4 separate regions of the Mus musculus genome follow, and all the other regions are linked to region 1. The links are chromatin loops, found by intact Hi-C in ENCODE. Cell type or tissue: heart. All regions are shown on one strand.

What was found. Peaks named below come from ENCODE experiments on the same cell type or tissue, not always from the same donor. Only the 100,000 strongest peaks of a DNase experiment are listed, where the experiment ranks them.
Region 2: a loop joins it to region 1, with 8 times the contacts of the local background. A loop is called at or near these places in 16 of 42 quality-filtered maps.
Region 3: a loop joins it to region 1, with 2.9 times the contacts of the local background. A loop is called at or near these places in 13 of 42 quality-filtered maps.
Region 4: it touches region 1 in a loop (2.3-fold over the local background); 3 of 42 quality-filtered maps call a loop at or near these places.

What each region holds. Positions count from the first base shown.
Region 1 is chr7:49,599,524-49,604,523 of GRCm38, reverse strand. Nav2 (neuron navigator 2) reads right to left here. Exons shown (of 39, transcript NM_175272.3): 38 at 1-99. Among named protein-coding and RNA genes, the nearest start is that of Dbx1, 35 kb to the left of the region's middle. In heart, a CTCF peak has its summit at 3,109 (motif pointing right); DNase peaks (open chromatin) are centred at 53 and 3,137; H3K27ac peaks cover 525 bases.
Region 2 is chr7:49,468,726-49,473,725 of GRCm38, reverse strand. All of the region lies in intron 10 of Nav2 (neuron navigator 2), which reads right to left. Among named protein-coding and RNA genes, the nearest start is that of Gm51447, 33 kb to the right of the region's middle. In heart, a CTCF peak has its summit at 2,171 (motif pointing left); no DNase peak of the experiment used is centred here; H3K27ac peaks cover 586 bases.
Region 3 is chr7:49,490,780-49,495,779 of GRCm38, reverse strand. Nav2 (neuron navigator 2) reads right to left here. Exons shown (of 39, transcript NM_175272.3): 11 at 4,289-4,411. Among named protein-coding and RNA genes, the nearest start is that of Gm51447, 55 kb to the right of the region's middle. In heart, a CTCF peak has its summit at 2,380 (motif pointing left); no DNase peak of the experiment used is centred here; H3K27ac peaks cover 357 bases.
Region 4 is chr7:49,130,159-49,135,158 of GRCm38, reverse strand. All of the region lies in intron 3 of 9130015G15Rik (RIKEN cDNA 9130015G15 gene), which reads left to right. It also overlaps a transcript of Nav2 not described here. Among named protein-coding and RNA genes, the nearest start is that of 9130015G15Rik, 29 kb to the left of the region's middle. In heart, a CTCF peak has its summit at 2,236 (motif pointing left); a DNase peak (open chromatin) is centred at 2,208; H3K27me3 peaks cover 469 bases.

The DNA.
Region 1 (5,000 bases):
GAGTGGGGGCCACTCGTGCTGCTGTGGGCTGGCGGCCCATGGGTAGGTGTCCATTACCCACTTGGCGGGGTCCTCCCAGGGGGCACGCCTTCCGTAGAGCTGCAAACAGGCAAAAACGGGTACAGACTGGAAGCAGGCCGAGACTCTCTCTTGTTGCCCCAGTTCTGTAGCTTAATGGAAAACCTCCTAAACCAGCATTCTGAATAGCATTATGAACTAGAGAAATCGTCCAGGATAAACACAGCCAATGGGTTAGGTGCTCAGTCTAACAGACTCGGGCTCACTCTCGGCTCTTAACTAACCTTCCCGAGTCACCTCTAGAATCCCACGGGTTAAGCCCACTCAGAGATTGGGTTCTGGGCAGCAACATGGCAAGACAAGGGTCTGATGATGAAATAAACCTGTATTTTTTTCTCTCTCCTTTTTTTTTCATGCACATGTGTGCTGTGTGTGCGCATGTCCACATGTGCACAAGTGTGCATGTGGAGGCCCGAGGTCAATGTTGGGAGTTTACTGGGTGTCTTCCACACTGTGCTCATTGAGGCAGTTGGTCAGCTGGACCCAGAGCTGTGTGATTCAGCTAGTGTACCTGCCAGCATGCTCTGGGGGTCTCATTTCCTCATATTTTGACCATGGAAGTAAAAGGGGGACCCCATAGCTATTGGGAATTTACATGGGTTCTGGCGATCTGACCTGTGGTCCTCTTCCTTGCTGCTTGTGTGACACGCACACGGACAGCTGAGCTATCTCCCCAGGTCCTGAACCCCCATTTTTCAAGTATATCTGACTCTCAGAGTGCTTCTGTGGGCACGTGAGTCCCTTTTTAAGTACAACATTAAGAGAGGACACTGTGCACGGGCAACAGTGATGAGATCTTTGCTGGCTCCGGATTCTCAGACTTGCCAGTGAGAGGAACCGATGTAGTCCCCAAAGGGCGAGCTATACCATCTCTTAGTTTTACAAGGCCAACAATATCCTGCTTCGAGGGTTCTTTTCTCAAGCCTTGAGGCCCTGACCTGGCAGTAATCTTAATGACTGTTCCTGACAGCCTTGTGAGATGTATGTATTCTTTAAAGAATGGAAACCTAAGCTGGGGGGCTTCTCACAGCGAGGCTCTGACCACTGTGAGGCTGGGTCTGGCGTGTCTGTTTCCTCTGCGTGCCCTGGGTGCCAGGGGCCAGCCATGAACAGCAATGATGACTCGAACAGAAGCATCGCCCCATGGCTTAGAGATGGGGGAGCCCCAGAAGAGCCATTGCAGATCAAGTCTGCTACCCTCTGGCCACTGGCATCAAAGCAGACATGATAGGGCATGCTCACAGACAGGGCAAGGCAGGGTAGGGTTGTCTGGGCTGTAAAGAGGTGCTTCTACAGTGACTTCAGGGTACATAGATGGAAAATTCCAGACACCACCTCCCTGTGAGCCTCTTCTAACCTCTTGGAAGCTGCAGAGGGGAAATGAAGAGGTAAATAGTACTCAGACCAATACATAACGGGGTCCAGCTCTGGTCCAATGGACCCACACCTTTGAAAGTTACAGTTTCTCAACTGAAAAAGAGCCCGTCTACTTAACAGGTGCCCTCTCTCTTATCTGATGGGACACCAGAAGCTAACGGCACTGCTGATGTGAAAGGTTGGAAGGCAGATCTGGATTAGAACCCAGGACTCAAACTTCCTTCTTGGGGCCTTTCCCTCTTACTTACCCACGGGACCACTTTGAATCAGCAGAAACGATATTACTGGAGCCTGAGAGCGGGGCTGTTCACCAGACCTCCCCATGTCAGCCTGGCCTAAGTTCATCATTCGCTCTGGTGGGTCCCCTCTCCCCGAGTCCCCTGAGTTACTCCAGGTCTTAGAATCTGATTTCTATCCAGGATGCCACCCACACTACCCCCACCTTAGATAAGCCCATCTCTTTATATTAGTGGCTTCCTCCTTCACTTTACCTCAGCACCTCCTATGACATTATCTTGTCAGATGTCAGCTCATTGTCTCCCCCATACCCCAGCCTAGCCTCTAGCCTAGTTTGCTGCTACAGCTCCCTTCATCAATCTTGGTTCTTGAATTCAGTCCAGCAGCCTAAAGCAGTTCAGTATGAGCAGGAACGATTTGGGAGAGGGGCGGGTGTGGACCCATGTGTGGATCAGGAGTGAAGAGGACACAGAAGTGGCTGGGGATGGTTACAGCTGAAGAAGCAAATTCAGATTAGAAGCCTCTCCCTACCGGGCCCTCTGAAGGAACAAGACTGCCTTTCCAAGGGGTCCCTCAAGGCCTTAGAACCACTAAGGCTGAGGCTGAGCATGCCCTTAGCACTCCTGAGGCCCAGTGGTTTTGTCCACACTTGCTCTTCATCCTTAGCCCCTGCACTATAGGCTCAGAGAACAACTGGGTTTCCAGAAACCAGGCCAGTACAATTGTCCCATAGGTCAGATTTTTTTTTCCCATTTTTTGGAGGGGAAAGCCAAAGCTGGCACAGGGGACTGCAGAAGGTGTCAGAGGACCTTGGTAACTGAGGAAAGGTCTCTGGGTGTCCTTCTGCAGCACCTGCCCTTAACACCCCCAGTCTACCCCCAACACCAGGCCTTCTGAATTGCTCCGCTCTGCAGACACCAGACACACTGGCAAGCGTTTCTGATGACAACGGGGAATGGGACCTGAGACTGAGTCATAAGGTAAGCATTCGTAGGTGCAGCAAACATTAGCTGTAAGAACAAAAAACATTTTCTTTTTTACAACCCTTCCTACATTCCACAGGATGTGGTCAAGGCCAGGTGGCCGTGAGTCAGTCTAAGGCAAGCAGAGGAAGTGTTGTGCAGCTTCCGGGCTCTTCTGCAGACTCTGGAGGGCAGCTGGACAGGCAGACAATCACTTTCCCCAGGGAGGAGGAAGCTGGTCTACTACTGGCTCAGGAATTAAGGATGATGCTAAGACACTGGAAACTAAGATTTGGGCTGCTGCGAACCTCCTGATCCTACAGGAAGCACAGGACTCCTGGATGTGCACGGCAGCACCAACATTCACATTTAGGAAGCACTTCTAGGCATGACTTACACACAGGTGACTTTCATTCACATATTCCAGAAAAAGATACTACCGCCTGCATGCTCTCCACTAGGGGGCGATGCGTTGTCATGTCCTGTCCCGCCCACACGCAAGCATTGCCTGAGTCTGATGGTAAAGGCTGGTGCCTGCAAGAATGACTTCCCTGTATTCTTTCCCTGTCTCCCCATGGGCAGCCCTCTTTCTGGCTCCTAACATGTGACAGCCCCCTTTGGAACCTATTCTGAGGTCTCCACCTCTTCTCAACTCATAGCCTTGGCTAAGGAAGGGCACACATGTTCTAAATGACAGTGTGCTTCCCTAGTGGCCACTGTGCAGGGGAGAGGTGAGGAGGGAAGGACCCCGTATGGTACCTGGCACACACTCAGCTTTCCCTCAGAGGGAGCCAAGGAGAGAGGGGAAGTGAAATGAGCTTTTTAAAAAATTAAGGACTTTTCTCATCTAGTGAAATCACAGGTAGAACCCTGCCTAACACTAAACCAGGCACAGCAGTGCACACCTTTAATCCCAGAACTCAGGAGGCAAAGGCAGGCAGATCTCTGTGGGTTCAAGGCCAGGCTGGTCTACACAGAGAGACTCTGTACCAAACAAACAACAGCAAAATAACACGTGTGTTAGCACGTGTCTACAATCCCTGCATGCTGGAGTTTGAAGTAGAAACATCAGAAATTCAAGGCTAGCCTGGGCTATATACAGAGTTCAAGGCCAGCTTAGGCTATATAAGACACTGTGCTTAAAACAACAAAAACCACCGGGCAGTGGTGGCGCACGCCCTTAAGGGATTAAGGAGGCAGAGGCAGGCGGATTTCTGAGTTCAAGGACAGCCTGGTCTACAGAGTGAGTTCCAGGACAGCCAGGGCTACACAGAGAAACCCTGTCTCGAAAAAAAACAAAACAAAACAAAAAAACACCAACAAAAACCCAGCAAACCCAACCAAAAAACTTTGCTTCCTGGCTACCTATAACACTTGTAAGTTACAGGAGACCCTAGGATGGCCTCATTGTCACAAAGTAGCTGTAGCTGTCACATTGCTCTGGACTCCAGCCCTCACTCAATCATGGTGGTCTGCTGAGGGAACTATGTTAAGGTCAAAGCTTTGGCTGGCCTTGGGTTTTCTTCCCTGTATTCTCTCAGGGCTGCAGGAGTGCCAGGACCCTGGTGTAAAGCCTGGTAGATCCTCCAACTTCCACCTTAACCCCGACAAGGAAACACGGCCAATCCTTATGAATCAGCAGACTTCAGGGCCGCCTCCTGTACTAATTTACCAGGCAGAGCTAGGAGATTTGGGACAGGGTGGTACTAGGCAATCCTAACCCAGCTGTCTCCCTTCACTGCTTCTACACTGAGGACATGTCCTTCAGATGACCTCTAAGAATGACACATCCACTTGGTCCCTGTCACAGGCAGGCCCTTCAGCAGCAGCCACTTTGAAGCCCCTCCTATCTATGCCCTTTGCTCTTGGCTGGATGAAGAGGAAGAGTCCCTTCTGCAATGGCTCCCTGAGCAAAGGAATCATAGGTGACTTCCCAGCTATGCCTGAAACCTCCCTTTCAGTTCACCTCCAAATGGGAGGGGCCTTGGTGCCACCAGCCACTGGGGACCAAGGGGTCAGCTCAAGAGTCCTCTTTGTCTCCTTGGACACCTTGGGTATCTTCGCTCAGTCGCCTCTGGCTTTTCTCAAGTGACTCAGGTCATTCCCCTTTGGTTATCAGAAGGACCGCTCGAGGCAAAGAGGACACAAGTGGGAGAACGTATGAGGAAGGAGGCCACAGGGGCAGCAGTAGGTCCTCCAGACAACCATCAAGCCACCCCAAGCTCCTCGGTAACTCCTAAGCTGAGTGACAGCAGTGGGGGCTCCCCAGATGCTACTGGATACAAGAGATGTGCAGCCAGGAGAGCCCGCCAGAACCACCTGTGAGGGGTGCTGAGGCTGGGCAGG
Region 2 (5,000 bases), 130 kb after region 1:
TCCCTGCATGTAGAAATGTTCCTTCCAAGTGTTGAGTTCATGGGCCACAGGTTTACACTAGAAAGTAGCTTCAATGATCAGATTCTAGTACAAAAAGGATTATCAAATGATCCACCCTGGAAAACGACTTCACACCCCAGGGGCACAGCTAAGAGCTGGGACTGAGATATTTGCTCAATACATGCCAACTGAAATCTATTTAATGGCTGAGTATCTGGAGTGCTGATGAATGAGCCTCTATGTGGAATTCCCCTATGGTAAATACCTGAAGGCTAGCTGAATCACGCCAGACATGGATAACACTCGTTGAGACTGTTAACCCACATGGAACCTGGAGACGGGAAGGGAATATTCTCCCGTAAGACAGCTGACAGGGCAGAGCATGGGTGGGGAAGGGAAGGAGAGCCTCGAGAGGTGTTGATCGGTCACCACAAGGTTCTCTGACACAGCACAGTGGGTTGTCAGTGGAGCAGTTAATGCTCATATTTCACCAATATGTTGATAGGTTCCCACCTCAGCCCTGACTCATTCTCAGAAGAGCTCCTCTAGCTTCTATCATTTGAGGTCTAAGAATGAGCTGGGGTGAGGAGATGAGAACTTCTCTGAACCAGGCTGAGCTAGGCTGTATGCACACATTCAATGTCTTTGAGTCTCGGTACCTTATCACCATGGCCACAGAGAATTAGAAGGATACATAGGCTCCAGGAACTCTGCCACCTTCTGCCTGTGTCATTCTACCTCACTCTCACTACTACTCAAAGCAACGTTATTCTCAGATGAGGGTCACTGGTTTCCTACAGAATCAAGAGGCCACAAAGGCCCTGCACTGTTTCCAGACTTCTCCTAAAGGCCACACATGTTGGCTCTCCAATGCTAACAGGAACTATTGACACCCTTAACACCAAGAAAGCCTTCTTCTCTGTGTCCTGGCAGAAGGTGAAAGTTTGTGAAGCCAGGGTGTGTGCCTCAGGTTCAGGATCATTACCTGGCTTAAACAGAACTTCTTACTCTTTTAGTGTGAAGGTATGAGCAAGAGGCTGCACCACCAGCCAGAGCAAGGGGCTCACTACAGAGACAGGCGAGCAGGGTGGAGAATGAGACCTAGCAAGCCTTGTGTAAGACCTTCATTAAAGGAACTCAGTTGTTCAAGAGGATGGCTGGAAAACCTATTCCAGACCCAATCCCTCCACCGAAGGAGGCACACATGATGCTAAGGAGACACATATTGTGTGACGATGGAACATCATGTGCAGACAACCAAAAACCCACACAGTGTGATATGAAGGCCCAACCTCTCTGTAGCAGGGGCCCTGGAGCTACTGAACCCACCCTTGTTCCTCTCTTAGAAGTGTGTCATTTTCTAATAACATCTCTTCTGTTTCTGCTGCAACTGTTGTGATGAACCTAGAACTCACAACAAATCCTAATGTCACTATGACACAATAAAAAATACTTTGGTCTCTGTCCTTCATTATTAGCAAGAGCCTCAAAGTCTCAGAATATCCTGAGTGATGGGGTGAGAAGAGTATCTTCCATAAACCCCTTTCCAACATACCTGCATCTGTGTTGCTGCACTATTTGTGGATGGCAGCTGGTTGTCAGAGGAACCAGCCATATGATTTTACTAAGTTGGAACTCTCAGCCCCACCATCCCCTGGGGCTGGAGACTGGAGACTGACTGACCCACAAGTGGTCTTATTTAAGCAGTCATGGCTACATAGGAGGATGTCCATCAAATCCCTCAACTATGGGTCTCAGAGAGGCTCGAGGTTGGTGAATACACAGAGGTGCTGGGTAAGAGGTTCCTTCTCTTTCCCTGATGTCTTCCTAATGTCTCCAAAGTCAGCCGCTAGCTGGCAGAAGGACCTTCGTGAGCTTTTGCAGGAACCTACAAGCTGGGGTCCTTTCCAAATCAGAGATGTCTGCCATGCCCTCTTGGAAACTGCCTGAAGCAGGGCCTTTCAGGACAACATCCCCACAAGACATTTATCTTGGCTTCTTGGCTTCTTTATCTTGGTAATAGCATACATAGGCTTCCTCTCTCATCACTTTGCCTACAACAGTCTGGCAAGTCACTTGGGGCCAGTCCTAAAAAGACAGTGGGGAGGAGCAGGTTAAGAGCCTTTCAAGCAATGAAAGACTTGATGCCACCTGCTGGCTGCCTGGGGAAAGACACCTCAACCAACAGCCCCGTGGGGGAAGGTCAAGTGTCCTGGCCCACCTGGCAAGTGGCCTGGTGCATTCTGCACTGTTTCTTTTTCCTGCTGTCATTCACAACACAGGGGAAGCTCAGAAGCCAGAACAGGTGACTGGGGCCTCAGGTTCAAAAGGGCTTTGACTTCAGACACATACTCATGCAGGAGAACGGGGCTGGTCTTCTGTTCTAAAGGCCAACTGAAGCACGAACTGTTTACTGTGAGGCCACTGCTGTGTCAACCAATGAAGGTGTGTGAGCATTCAAGACAGATGTGGCCTTACTCTTCAGAGCATGTGACAGGTATGTTTTTGGACCCCTCTGTAAACCTCCCTTCTAGGCATAGGTATGTGCATACATATCATAGACACACATATACAGGCACATGCTCTAAGGTGGCCCTCCCACAGCTGGCACAGACACTTCCCATCTCAGTTGACCAAGAGGAACAGGAGGGGTCTTAGCCCTAACGGGGAGGAGGAAGCCAAGATGTGGCTCATGTAGTTGATGCCTAGAAAGCAGGAACATCTTGTATAGACTGGATGTGAATGCCCGTGCTGGTATCAGGAGATAGGATTCCAAGGAAGGGAGGTAATTTAGTCTCCACAAGGTCTGACAAACTGAACTCTGGGATGGGACTGGCAACTTTCTAAGAAGGGGGGAAACACAAGCATTTTCTTTCTTTGCCATGCAAAGATGTGGTCGCCATCTTTACATTAGAAAGAGAGGCCTCACTAAAACCCGTCCGCTGTTTAAATGCCAAGTTGAAGGCACTTTATGATATCAGCCTGGGCTGTCTGAGGTATATCCTGAAGTACCGACGGAGTTATAAGCCAGTCAGCGGGGAGCAGGCTGGTTTTTTGAGGAACTACGTCTCCCAGGAGAAATCTGCCCACGTCTATTGATGGGGTATTGTCTGCCACCGAGCAGAGGACGTCAAGCTGTGCAGATATCAGTCTGGAAGACCAGAGTGCTCTAAGCTTTATCTTCCCTTTCATGCTGGCTAGCCACAGCTGAGGAACAACTCCCACCTTAACATAACTGTACCACTCAAAGGCAACAGGGCTACAGCAACGTCTATATTGGTCACTAGATAACATCACAGGCCAAGCTGGCTTCCGCTAAGTGTTCGATGACAAGGACCACTGGGAGGTCCTGCCAGGGTGGGCAACACAGTCACAAAACATTAAATATATACTATGCCCTACTCTCTAGATTTAGGCAAGTGATAGGCACTATCCTTCTCCTAGACGCATGGAAAAAAACATGCAGGCTTATTTATGCATACATAATGTATCTATGGGCACACGTATGTGAGTACCTATGGTTCTTTGCCTGGTGCCAAGCAATATCACTAATTTTTAATATTAAGAATTTGTACCAGTTCATTTGGTAGGGCAGGGATTAAATCTCTGGTCTCTTTTGTTCTTAACCCATGTTATGTGAGGCCAGCCAGTCCTCAAACATTCACATGAGAAAGGCTTACCTGGTTGTTTAGGGATGAGCCAAGGCCAACAGGACCACAGGGCTAGGCATGTCTATGGGGTGGTGTTTTTTAGCACAGCCAGACAGGCTTGCTAGGGAAAACAGCCACATGGAGAAGTGGCATGGCCCAAACACAGAGAGCTGCAGACACAGGACTCACTTGTGTTAATGGCACACTTGGCCCAGCCAGGAAAGCGCAGACTGCGTGGGGCCATAAGTGGGTAAGTCATGGGAGACAGATGGATAAACCACTGAGAGTGATCAGTGCTCCCTTCAGAGCCATTTTCAAAGGCTACAGAAGCCACCAAAGGTTCTTAAAGAGAGTGAGAGGACTTCTGAGGTTAAGTTTAAATGGTTGATTTTCCAGGAAGGGATGCATATTTATACTTCAGAAGATTATACAATCCAGTGCTGCCTTTGAAAAGGGGGGAAAATCCTTCAAAACATATGCATGCTAAATCTGCCCTTATAATTTTATTCTGTGCCACATGGCACTCTGAAGTTTTAGAATCAGAGCACAGGACTGACTCAAGACATCAAGACTTGCTAAGGGATCCCTTCCTCCGTCACTTTAATTTCTTTTCGATTATAACTAAGACCCAGTTTACCAGATAGAAGAAGCAGTGGGGTCAGGTGATGGTGTGTGATGTACTTACACACCAGGGTGTGATAAATACACAGAAGGATAACTGCCCTCTCCATGCGGCTCTTAGCTAGACTCCACAGTTATGCAGTAATGTCAGGACCAGGTGCACACATAAAGAACACGAGCTACACATGAAAAGCAGTTGATACACCGAGCCAGGGCCCAGCATTATTTAAAAAACAAAGTCACGGGTTTTCAGAAACTAGACCTAACTTCCATACCAGGTTTCTGAATACATTTGCTGTCAACTTTTACAAACATTTTTCCTTAAGGAGCCTCAACGCTGATGAAGATTGCTCAGGCATTGAGGCTATGCTTCTCTGAAGCCAAATGGACAGCTGGATACAAGCCTGTCAACACACCGCTCCTAAGTCCCCATATGTTACAGGCTGATAGGACATCTAGATCCTAGTGGAAATGTTGTGTCTTTGTTAGATAAACATCTGTAACAAGATGCAACCTCAAAGAGAGGTCAGCTAGAAGGTTAAAATGTGCATCTGGGGACTGGAGAGTTTAGGGAATTTAGATGACATCACAGGGCTCACAAGAGCCTGCAGGGACTTAAACCCTTGATAGAGTTTCTCATCCATCCACTGTCTACTCCATCCATTGCCTCAAAAGTGACGTGTTGAGCAGATTCTGCAGAAAAAGCGGCCAGTCCCGATACTTACAACT
Region 3 (5,000 bases), 110 kb after region 1:
GTTACTAGAATCCAAGAACTCCTGACATGTTCACTCCCAACATGTTCAGGAGACACAGTGCTGCAGGCAGAAACCACTGGACTGATAGCCAGACTCTCGGCCATCTAGGCACGCTTCCTCCTCCTAAAGTGGCCTATGTTCTGCTATCCTATACGGGCCTATTGTGTGTACTGAGCTGCCTCCATCCCTTTCACGTCATCCTCCCTCCACAGCTGTCCAATGGCTGACTTTGCTGGATGTTGCCAAGTCACTATCAGAAAGGGTCTGGGATCCAGGGTGACAGCCCTGAACGGTGACAGGAGATGAAGGGGACTTGGTGTCTTGGATGTATCATCTTTATTATTCATCAGAACGGACTGATGATATAAAGACTCCAACTGACAAAGTTCCTATCTCCCAGGCCTCTGAAGGCATGTATTTCTTTCTGCAGGTGACTTTTAATAACCCTAAAAATGACACACTCAGGCCATGCTGCAAATAGCCATGGTCTAGCCGGGGTCTCAGCATCCTGTTACAGGCTCTGGGACAGCTGTGGCTACCTACCTGTGCTAGTGACATTTCCAGGGTATTTCGCTCTTTGGAGGCCATCGCTTCCTGGCTGAGAACCAATGGGGCTAACGTCTAGATCATTTCCCAATTCCTCAGTAGCTTGCTTGTGTCCGAATGCTTGTGTGTGAAACCACAAGCAAGAACTCAAGTCTCTCTTCACATAAAACTCCCTAGAAAGTACCTTAGTTCTTACACCTTTGTTTTTTGGGGGTTGTAAAGGAAGGATTCTGGTGGCTTTAAATTGCTTAAAGAACACATTTTCGGGGGGGGGGGGCGGCGGCACAGAGCTGTGCCCAATTTGCATATTCGCCATCTGTGGTGTACTCCCTTGATGTTGTGACAGAGTCACTGTCTCACACCCAACCCACGCGGTTCTTAGCATAAACAGTGTGTGTAAAATCATGGGTGATGTGCTAGCTCAGGAATAGTTTCCTACTGATTTCCTACCTGACAGTCCCCAGCTCTGTGAAACATTCACCTAGCCTGGTGAACAATGTAAAGGAACCTGTGAGGGACTGGAGAGTTAGCTGTCAGGAAAGAGCTGGTCTTGCAGGTGTCAGGACCTGAGTTTGATCCCTGAAAGTCATGTCGCATATGCAGGGAGGTAGAGACAGGAGGATCTATGGGGCTTGCAGCTCACCAGCCCAGCGCACTCGTCATTGAGGAATTCAGTCAACAAAATAAACTAAAGGGATTGGATAGCTAACCTCGATGGTTATGAGCACTTGATGTGGAATCATGAGGAGTGAAGTTTGGATCCAAACACTCGCCTAGCAAGCGGTGTCCCTGCAAACACCTACAGCACTGGCTCCCAAGGAAGCAAAGATGCAAAGAGCTTTGGGGCTTGCCAGCCTCCTGCCTAGCTGAGAGAACTAGAGGTCCAGCTTCAGGGAGAGAGCCTGCCTCAAAGACATACACAGAGAGTGCTATAGAGATACCTGAAGCCCTCTACCTGACATGCCTGGGCTTCCTCATACATGCACACATATGCTATGTACTCACACGAGCATACACACGTCACAAATATGCACACATGCATAAAGTAAAAAAAACACTTAGTGGGCGGAGTAGCATTGCCTTGGTCTATTCACTATAGCTATGGAGCTTAAAGAAACTTAGCACCTTCCACAAGAATACAAACAAACACATCCCCGCTAGTAACCTAGAACTTACATAAAACAGGGAAACATTTGTATCATTAGTAAGTCTTTTTTTTTTTTTTTTTTTTTTAAAGAAGCCCCTTGGGTTCTTTATTAAAACCTTGGCTAGCTAGCTACTCAGTCCTTAAATGATTACAGCAGACCACTCAGGTCTGGGAAGGACCAGAAGACACCGCTGTTCATTTGGGGGGTGAAATGAGAAAAAAAATGGCTTCTGTCTTTCCAGTCTTAGCCCCCAAATCTCTAAGCGGCAGGATGAGGCTCAGCTGCTATCTATGATAATTCCATTAGGCCTCCAATGAAGCGTTAGGTAAATGGCCATCCCAGAAGCTTCTACTACAAGCAGAGACTGGCCTCATAGGGCCTGAAAACAGGCAGATTGATCAACTGGAACAGGGCAAAACCAAGCAGAGTAATTTGACAAATTATGACATGACCAGTGAGAATGCTGCAGATACTGAACGTTCTCCTCTGGTGCTATTCACTATATAGATGTATCTGCAGGGTTTAAGCTTTAAGAAGTGAGCCCTCGGGGCTTGAGAGATGGCTCCTAAGCATTTAAGAGCACTGGCTACTCTTGTAGTGTACCACTGTTTGATTTCCATCATCCTCACAGCAGCTCTTAACCTCCTTGTAATTCCAGCTCCAGGGAATCTGATGCCCCCTTCTGGCCTCTGAAGGTACTGCATGCACATACACGCAGTTAAAACAGCTGCATGTATAAAAATTAAAAATGAAAAGCGCAGCTCTCAGAAGTTTCTATGATCAAGCACTATCCTGCCCTCTCACCTCCTTTCTACCCACCCCATTTGTGTGTTTTGTTTGTTTGTTTGTTTGTTTTGAGACAAGGTTTCTCTACATAGCCCTGGCTGTCTTGGAACTCACTGTGTAGTCTACATTGGCCTTGAATTCAGAGATCAGCCTGCCTCTGTATCCCAAGTGCTGTGATTAAAGGTGTGTGGCACCACCCAGCTAGTTTTCTGTCTGTTTGAATGCAGTCCTGAGGAGCAAACCTGGGACTCTGCATCCTGGGTAAGTACTCTATTAACTTAGCTATACCCTTAGCCCTTATATGGATTCTTTTTCAAACCAATCATTTATAGAACAGCAGCCACAAAGCTAACCTGTGGTGGAACTCTGATAAACAGCCTTTTGCCTTCCCCAACATAAGTGACCACACTGGATACTGGGAGACTCAAATGAGGACATGCAGAGTTAATAGACACTGGGTCAGAGTCCATGACAATGAACTCAGCACTTTCCCCCAACCCAGCCTTTCTACCCTCTCCCTAAAGAATGTGAGAATTCTTCTTCTACTGTTGGGCAATAGTTCAGCATTTGTCTCTTTACAAAGTTGCCCTGCTTCTCTGAAGCAAGCCATAGAGCTACATAACCCATCTAGCATTATTTTAAAGAGAAATGTGTGTGTGTGTGTGTGTGTGTGTGTGTGTGTGTGTGTGTGTGTGTGTGAGAGAGAGAGAGAGAGAGAGAGAGAGAGAGAGAGGTGCATAGGTGCCTACAGAGGCCCAAAAGAGATGCCAGATCCCCCAGAGGCTAGAGTTATAGGGGGGTTGTGAGCTGCCCAATGTGGGCTACCACACCCAAACTCCTCTGAAAGAACAGCAAGTGCTCCAACCACTGGATCATCCTTCCAGCCCCTCACCTGCTAGGAGAACAGCAAGAAAACAACCCTACCTCACAACGTGGCCTTCACAAAATCAGAGTGCAGCACCCTAAAAGTACACAGCAACTTCAAAGCACTCCCCTCCAAGTTCCCTGCTACAGCTCGTCTGCCCAGATGTGGAAGGAGGTTGAGCGAGACAGAACAGCTAAAGAGTACCTGAACTATACATGGAGGACCAGAAAGACAGCAGGCCAGAGATGGCAAATCACACCTGTCCTTTCAGAGCTTGCTCAGGGTCTGGGGATTGGTTTACGTCAGAGTCTGGTCTAGAAACCTGGAGGCCAAACATTCATTCCTTGCAGTAGGAAGGGTGGACACAGGTTCTTTGTGTCTCTGGCAATGGTGGTGACAGAGGTCGACAGACCCCCCTTTTGATGTCAGCTCTTTACTGTGTGTGTGTGTCAGTTGAATATATACCCTAAGCTTCACAGCAGGGGGCTTTGGCCTGAACTGCACTCTGCATACAGACCTGGTTATCTCAAGGTGCAATACCTGGAAAGTTGAGTAATGAGAGAGGAAGTGAGGCAGGTCCCTGGGGCCTGCAGGAGAGAGTCGGAGTAACAGTCAAAACAGCAACCAAACCGCTCAAGCCCGAACCCTTGCTATCAGAAGTGCCAGCCTAGAGTTGAGGATGTAGCTTGGTGGTAGAGAACTTAACTGACATTCACGAGGCCCTGGGTTCCTCTCTCCGCACCATCACTGAATACATACCTACATATACGCATGCCCATGACCATATACAAGCAAGACCTAGGAAGCAGCAGCCCCCCTTTCCTACTTTTTGTGTCAGCTGAAGAACTGATCCACTGTCCTCATATCACGAGCAGCATACTGTAGGCCACTCTCAAATGGCTCTGGTATGACGTGTGGCTACATCCGAGCGCAGCATGCCTACCTGTCAGCATCTCCGAGGCCCAGGGAGGTATTTCGTTGTAGGGTCTCTCGCACCACAGCCATCCCATCAGGAAGCCGGTTCAGGCGACGGGTGTAAAGGCCGAGTCCACCATCTGTCATATACCTTTGAAAAAAGAGGATGGTAGGTGTATTTGGTCAAAAGCAGTGGTGCACAGTCTTGCCATTGTATCCAGAAACCCCGCATGGGTCCCTTGTGCTCTTAGGTGGGGAAGAAAAGATTTCCCGAGGCTCTGTCACTCCAGCCCAAGGAAAATTCAGCTGCTGATTCAGCCTAGGATCTCATGAGGTGGGGAGAGAGCATGCGGGGCTTAATGAATGCAACTCATGGGAATCTATGAAGCAGACGGAAGTGGTGAATAAAATCAGCTGTCAGATGTACTCATGACATACTTCCGAATGTCTGCAATTATGCAAGCAGGTGTCCTATCAAAGTCACATAAACAGAGCTGACGAGTCCTTAGCATACTGTGGGTGAAACAGCGACAGACCAGACCGGAGAAAGCAGGCAAGCTTCGAGGGAGGAGGCAGGGAAAGATGGAGGATGGAGGAAGACAGCATGAGTGGCAGGCATCGAAGCTGCTACGGTTAGAGTATGAACGGTGTCTGGTTTCACCTTCAACACTGATGTCATCAGAGGTTTCCCACAAGACTCTGAGTAACACTCATTTACTCTTGGTGATGCTACAAGGCCA
Region 4 (5,000 bases), 470 kb after region 1:
ACTTTGTGCATCCCCTGCTGGGACAGACTGCTTCACCTTATACCATGAGCCACAGGAAGTCCCACCTCCCTCAAACTGCTTCTTGGTCGTGCCATAAGAAAAGTGACCGAGGTACTGGTTAGTTCATAATGTTGCACCTACAGGGTTGCTGGAAAGAGAGGCCCACTGGACAGGCAAACTTTATATGCCCCAGTACAGGGGAACGCCAGGGCCAAAAAATGGGAATGGGTGGGTAGTGGGGGGGGGGCTTTGGGGATAGCATTGGAAATGTAATTGAGGAAAATATGTAATAAAAAAAATTAAAAAAAAAAAGAAAGAAAAGTGACCGAGACAGTACCTGTGTAGTACGTGGGAAGTCTTATCTTATGAGTAATGAGAAAGCACACGTACTTGAGCCAGGGCTGCCTTAAGGTGACCATGGCAAGTTATCTGGATTTTTCCAAGCCTTTCTCTGGCTCTGCAAAGTTCCTTAGGCATGCTACCCAGGAGACTGTCTCCCAGGTTCATCAAGGCGGGCTTTCTTTTGCCACCCTTCCCCCACACCTCCCAGCCACGTTTCCTCATGCCCAGGTGTTTTCAAACACTTCAATCTGCCTGCCGTGGTGGCTGCCAAGGGGGACAGGTAGATCTTAGCAATGGAGTCCTTACAGAGCTTCCAAGCTTATGGGTAAACCTGAAAGTGAAGGTGGATTCCAGACAAGCTAGGTTCCCCCCCCCACCCCCGCTGGAAGATTTGGATGAAGATCTCAGGAAAGGGCTAGAGTCCCCTTTCCTGCCCCAAACACATGCCAGTTCAAATGGCCACCTTAGTTACCCTGCATGGGAGTGGCCAAGCCTCACCCACAGGCCACTTATAAGAGAACTCCGCAGTATGAGCAGGTCAAGCCCAGCTCTCAGGAGAAGAAGAACAAGACACAGGGGCTCTTCCTCAGCTACCACTGAATACCAGGGCACCTGTAGTATTTCTTCAGGAGAGGGAGAGTCCCTCAGAAGGAAAGTGACATGTCTGCATGGTGCCACGTGGACTGCATGACAAGGCAGGGTGAGAGCTTGCACACAGCCAAGGCTTATTACAGTGGTGTCCCCAGGGCTGGGGGCTGGGGTATAAGGGGGATGACGTTCATTGTGCTGGCGCCACTTTCTGTGGGAAGGAGAGGACGGCACCTCATCACTCTTGAACAATATGCTTTTCCTAGTCCCAGATAGCCAGGTGACATGTGTAACCAGAGTGTCCCCTCCTCACTTTTGCACTGCTGGGACATCCCGAGCGAGGCGCCCAGGTCTTCAGGACAGGCATTTACCAGCAGGAATGTCCTCCAGCCACGGCCACAGCTCTCACCAGGCTGCTGCTGAGGCCAGGGGGAATAAATGGGGATTTTAGTCCTTTGGAAGGTTGGGGGAATGGAGACCAGCATTTTCCAGGGTTGAGGCAGTGTGGAGCAGAAGGAAGGCTTTAGGGCAGACAGAAGGGCTTACTGGACTTACAGATAGGCTCAATCAAACATGCAATGATTACCTTTGTGCCCATAAGTATGCTAGGCTCTCAATAGGTGGAAAATGCCATCATCTTGGTTGTTCACTAGCTGTGTGGCTCTGGGCAAGTCACCTGACCTCTCTGAGCCTCAGGCTTCACCTCTATGGGAGGTCTCTGAAGCGCTGGGTGTCTGGTGCTGAGGAACACACAGCAGGTACTCCAGCCATGGGCTACCTTATCCCCTCTTTTAGAAAATCGACTGGTGAGTGGAGGGCAGGCACGTCCACCCTAGCACCCCACCCATCCTCACCCTTCCAACTGTTTTAGCTAAGAAAGTTTTCTGAGAGCGCTGGGTGAAGTGCCTACCACAACTCTCCTTCAAACAGAACAGGAGGCCCCCACTCTGGAGCTCCGCCAAGAGCCTTCTCAGAAAGGCACGACAGCCAGCACTCTGCCCACGGCCTGCCAGGGCCAGACTGGGTGGTGAAAAATAAAATCTAACGAGGTGCTTCTGAGCCCTCGGGAAAGAGACTCATGGAGCGGCTCTGAGCCTGGCTTCTGGGCAACCTGGGGGAACAAGCTTTCAGCCTGTGAACATCCCCAGATATTACTATCAACAGTGTGTGCATGTGTGTTGTGTGCTGTGTGTGTGTTGGTTCTAGAACAAATGCTGATCCCAGCCTCCCCCTCCTCCCCAGAGAGCCTCCCACTCTGAGGATCCCTGAGCTCTGCTCTGAAACGCGTGTTTATGCCTCCCTCTTCTGGTCATAATTGTCATTGCACCCACCCAACCTGCCTGCAGAAGTGGGTGAGCCGGACTTGAATGTCTTACCTGCTTTACCTATCTCCCTTGCAGGAGTGGATGCTGGGCTGGAAGCTTGGCTCTTGTATGCTGCCTTGCAGTAGCCTCATTGACTGCCATATTGACAGTAGGAACAGGGAATGGCTCCAAATAATATCATAGTACCAGCTAATATTTATTTGCTTAATATTTCAGGATTGGTGACTATGTATGCTTAATTTATTTGTTTGTCTGCATCTCTTTATTTACTTAGTATTCGTGGGGAAGATTTGTTTCCCTCATGCCAATGAGTTTTCTTGATTTGTATTCTCTTGTAACCCTGAGGAGGTTTTACTTTCGCCATATCGCTACAGAATCCAGAGCTGAAGCATTCGGAAAGCAGCACACTGCCAGTATACTGCTGGGATTTGAGGCCACATAAGCCTTAGGCCAGGGAGGCTACACATTTCAGTGGTGGCTCTGTGACTTCAGAGCACATGTAGATAGCTAATGGTGCTTGTTAAAATGCAGCTTCCAGGGCCCAGGGGGTCCATGTCTGCAGTAAGTCCTGGAATATGCACTGTAGTACACACAGGGATAATGTCACCCTTGATGTATTGATTCCATGGGTGCTTTTACAGGGACTCAGGGCATCTGGAAAGATCCAGGGCCCAAATGCAGAGAGGGACAGGTGGGTAATTGACTCTGGCATAGGAGGGTCCCTCTGTGCTTAAATTCTGCCAGACTGTGTTGGTCTTCTGGCAGCTCAGAGATATATCAGGTGAGAGGAGGGGACCTCAGAAGTGATGGCGAGCAGGAAGGGACTCTGACCAGACTGTGGGATTGTACAGGTTGCTTCTCTCTGCTCAGACTGTGTGTTTCCTTCTCTTCTTTATTTTCCTCTCCCTGGTCTGCTTCTGCAATCTTCTCCCTCTTCTCTCCCTCCCTGATCCCTAAGAGTTCGCAGCATCTTGGGTATCTAGCATCTCACTTTCTGCTCTCTGATGTCCCCAGACGCCAATCAGTGTCTCCTCTGTGTAGGTTGAACACACTAGCAGGCCTTGCTCTGAGTTTTCACCGGGACAGTATTTGGGGACTCAGGCTGATGAATTCTTGCCAGCCTGGGCCCCTCACAGTTTCCCTTACAGATATGACATGGGACTCAGTTTTACATGGTCCCTTCCTTCCTGAGATTCCTCAGGTCAGCCAACTCTGGGCTGGCCATAACCAGAGCATGGCTCTGCTTTCTTTTTAGCATCCTGTCCTGATGCTGATTTATCATCCACCCCCAATCCAAGCTCCAGGGCCACAGAAACCTGAAGCTGAAAAAGAAGAAAAGTAGTAAGCAAGAATCGAGGAGGTAAGGTGAAGTTCAGCATGGCTGGCAAAGTCAGAGGCTATGTTAACGTCTTTGCTCTATCCTATAGACAGCCAGGGCCCCAGAGATGTCCTAAAGACACCAGGACCCCAAAGATGTCCTAAAGATGGAGAGGGCCCCCAAAGATGTCTTAAACACAGAGAGGCCCCCCAATGGTGTCCTAAAGACCGAGAGATTCCCCAAAGATGTCCTAAAGACTAAGAAGGGCCCAGAGATTGCCTAGAGACAGCCAGTACACCAGAGATGTCCTAAAACAGTGAGGGGTCCCCAAAGATGTCTTAAAGACTGAGAGGGCCCCAGAGAAGTCCTAAAGACTCCAGGACCCCAGAGATATCCTAAAGACAGAGAGGGCCCCAGAGATGTCCTAAAGACACCTGGACTCCAGAGATGTCTTAAAGATAGAGAGGACTCCAGAGATATCCTAAAGACACCAAGACCCCAGAGATGTCCTAAAGACAGAGAGGGCCCCAGAGATGTCCTAAAGACACCAGGACTACAGAGATGTCCTAAAGATACCCGAACTCCAGAGATGTCTTAAAGATAGGACTCCAGAGATGTCCTAAAGACAACAGGACTCCAGAGATGTCCTAAAGACAGAGAAGGCCCCAAAGATCTCCTAGAGACACCAGGACCCAAAAGATGTCCTAAAGATGGAGAGGGCCCCCAACGATGTCTTAAACACAGCAAGGCTCCCAAAGATGTCCTAAAGACTGAGAGGTCCTCAAAGATGTCCTATAGACCAAGAAGGCCCCAGAGATCGCCTAAAGACAGCCAGTACACCAGAGATGCCCTAAGACAGTGAGGGGCCCCAAAGATGTCCTAAAAACAGTAAGGCCCCCAAAGATGTCCTAAAGACTGAGAGGGCCCCAGAGATGTCCCAAAGATAGCCAGGGTCCCTGAGATGTCCTAAAGACTGAGAAGGCCCTTAAGACATCCTAAAACAGTCAGGGCCCCAGAGATGTGCCAAAGATAGCAAGGGCCCCAGTGATGCCCTAAAGCTTATAGGAAGGTCCCAAGAGCTACTCTGATTGCCAAAGGGATTTCCCACCATCCTAGAGGGCTGAGGGCTGATGTTCTAATTGCCCCTTATGGGCTTCCTATGTATAGATGCTATATAGCTGAATGGACAGTAGAGACAGGCTTGGCACAGGCTCCATACCCATCACTTGACAGAGGGTTATTATTTTCACTAGCTATCCTCTGTATAGAAATCAGTAAAATGGGCACAAAATTGCTGCTATTAAGGGATGGGCTGGAAGAACAAATGAATGAATGGAGGAGGCAGAGGCTTTTGTGGAGGCTGTGTGGCTGTGTCTCTGGGTGGGGTGGTCCTCTCCTCTGTAGGGCAAAGAGCAGTGGCAAGGAAA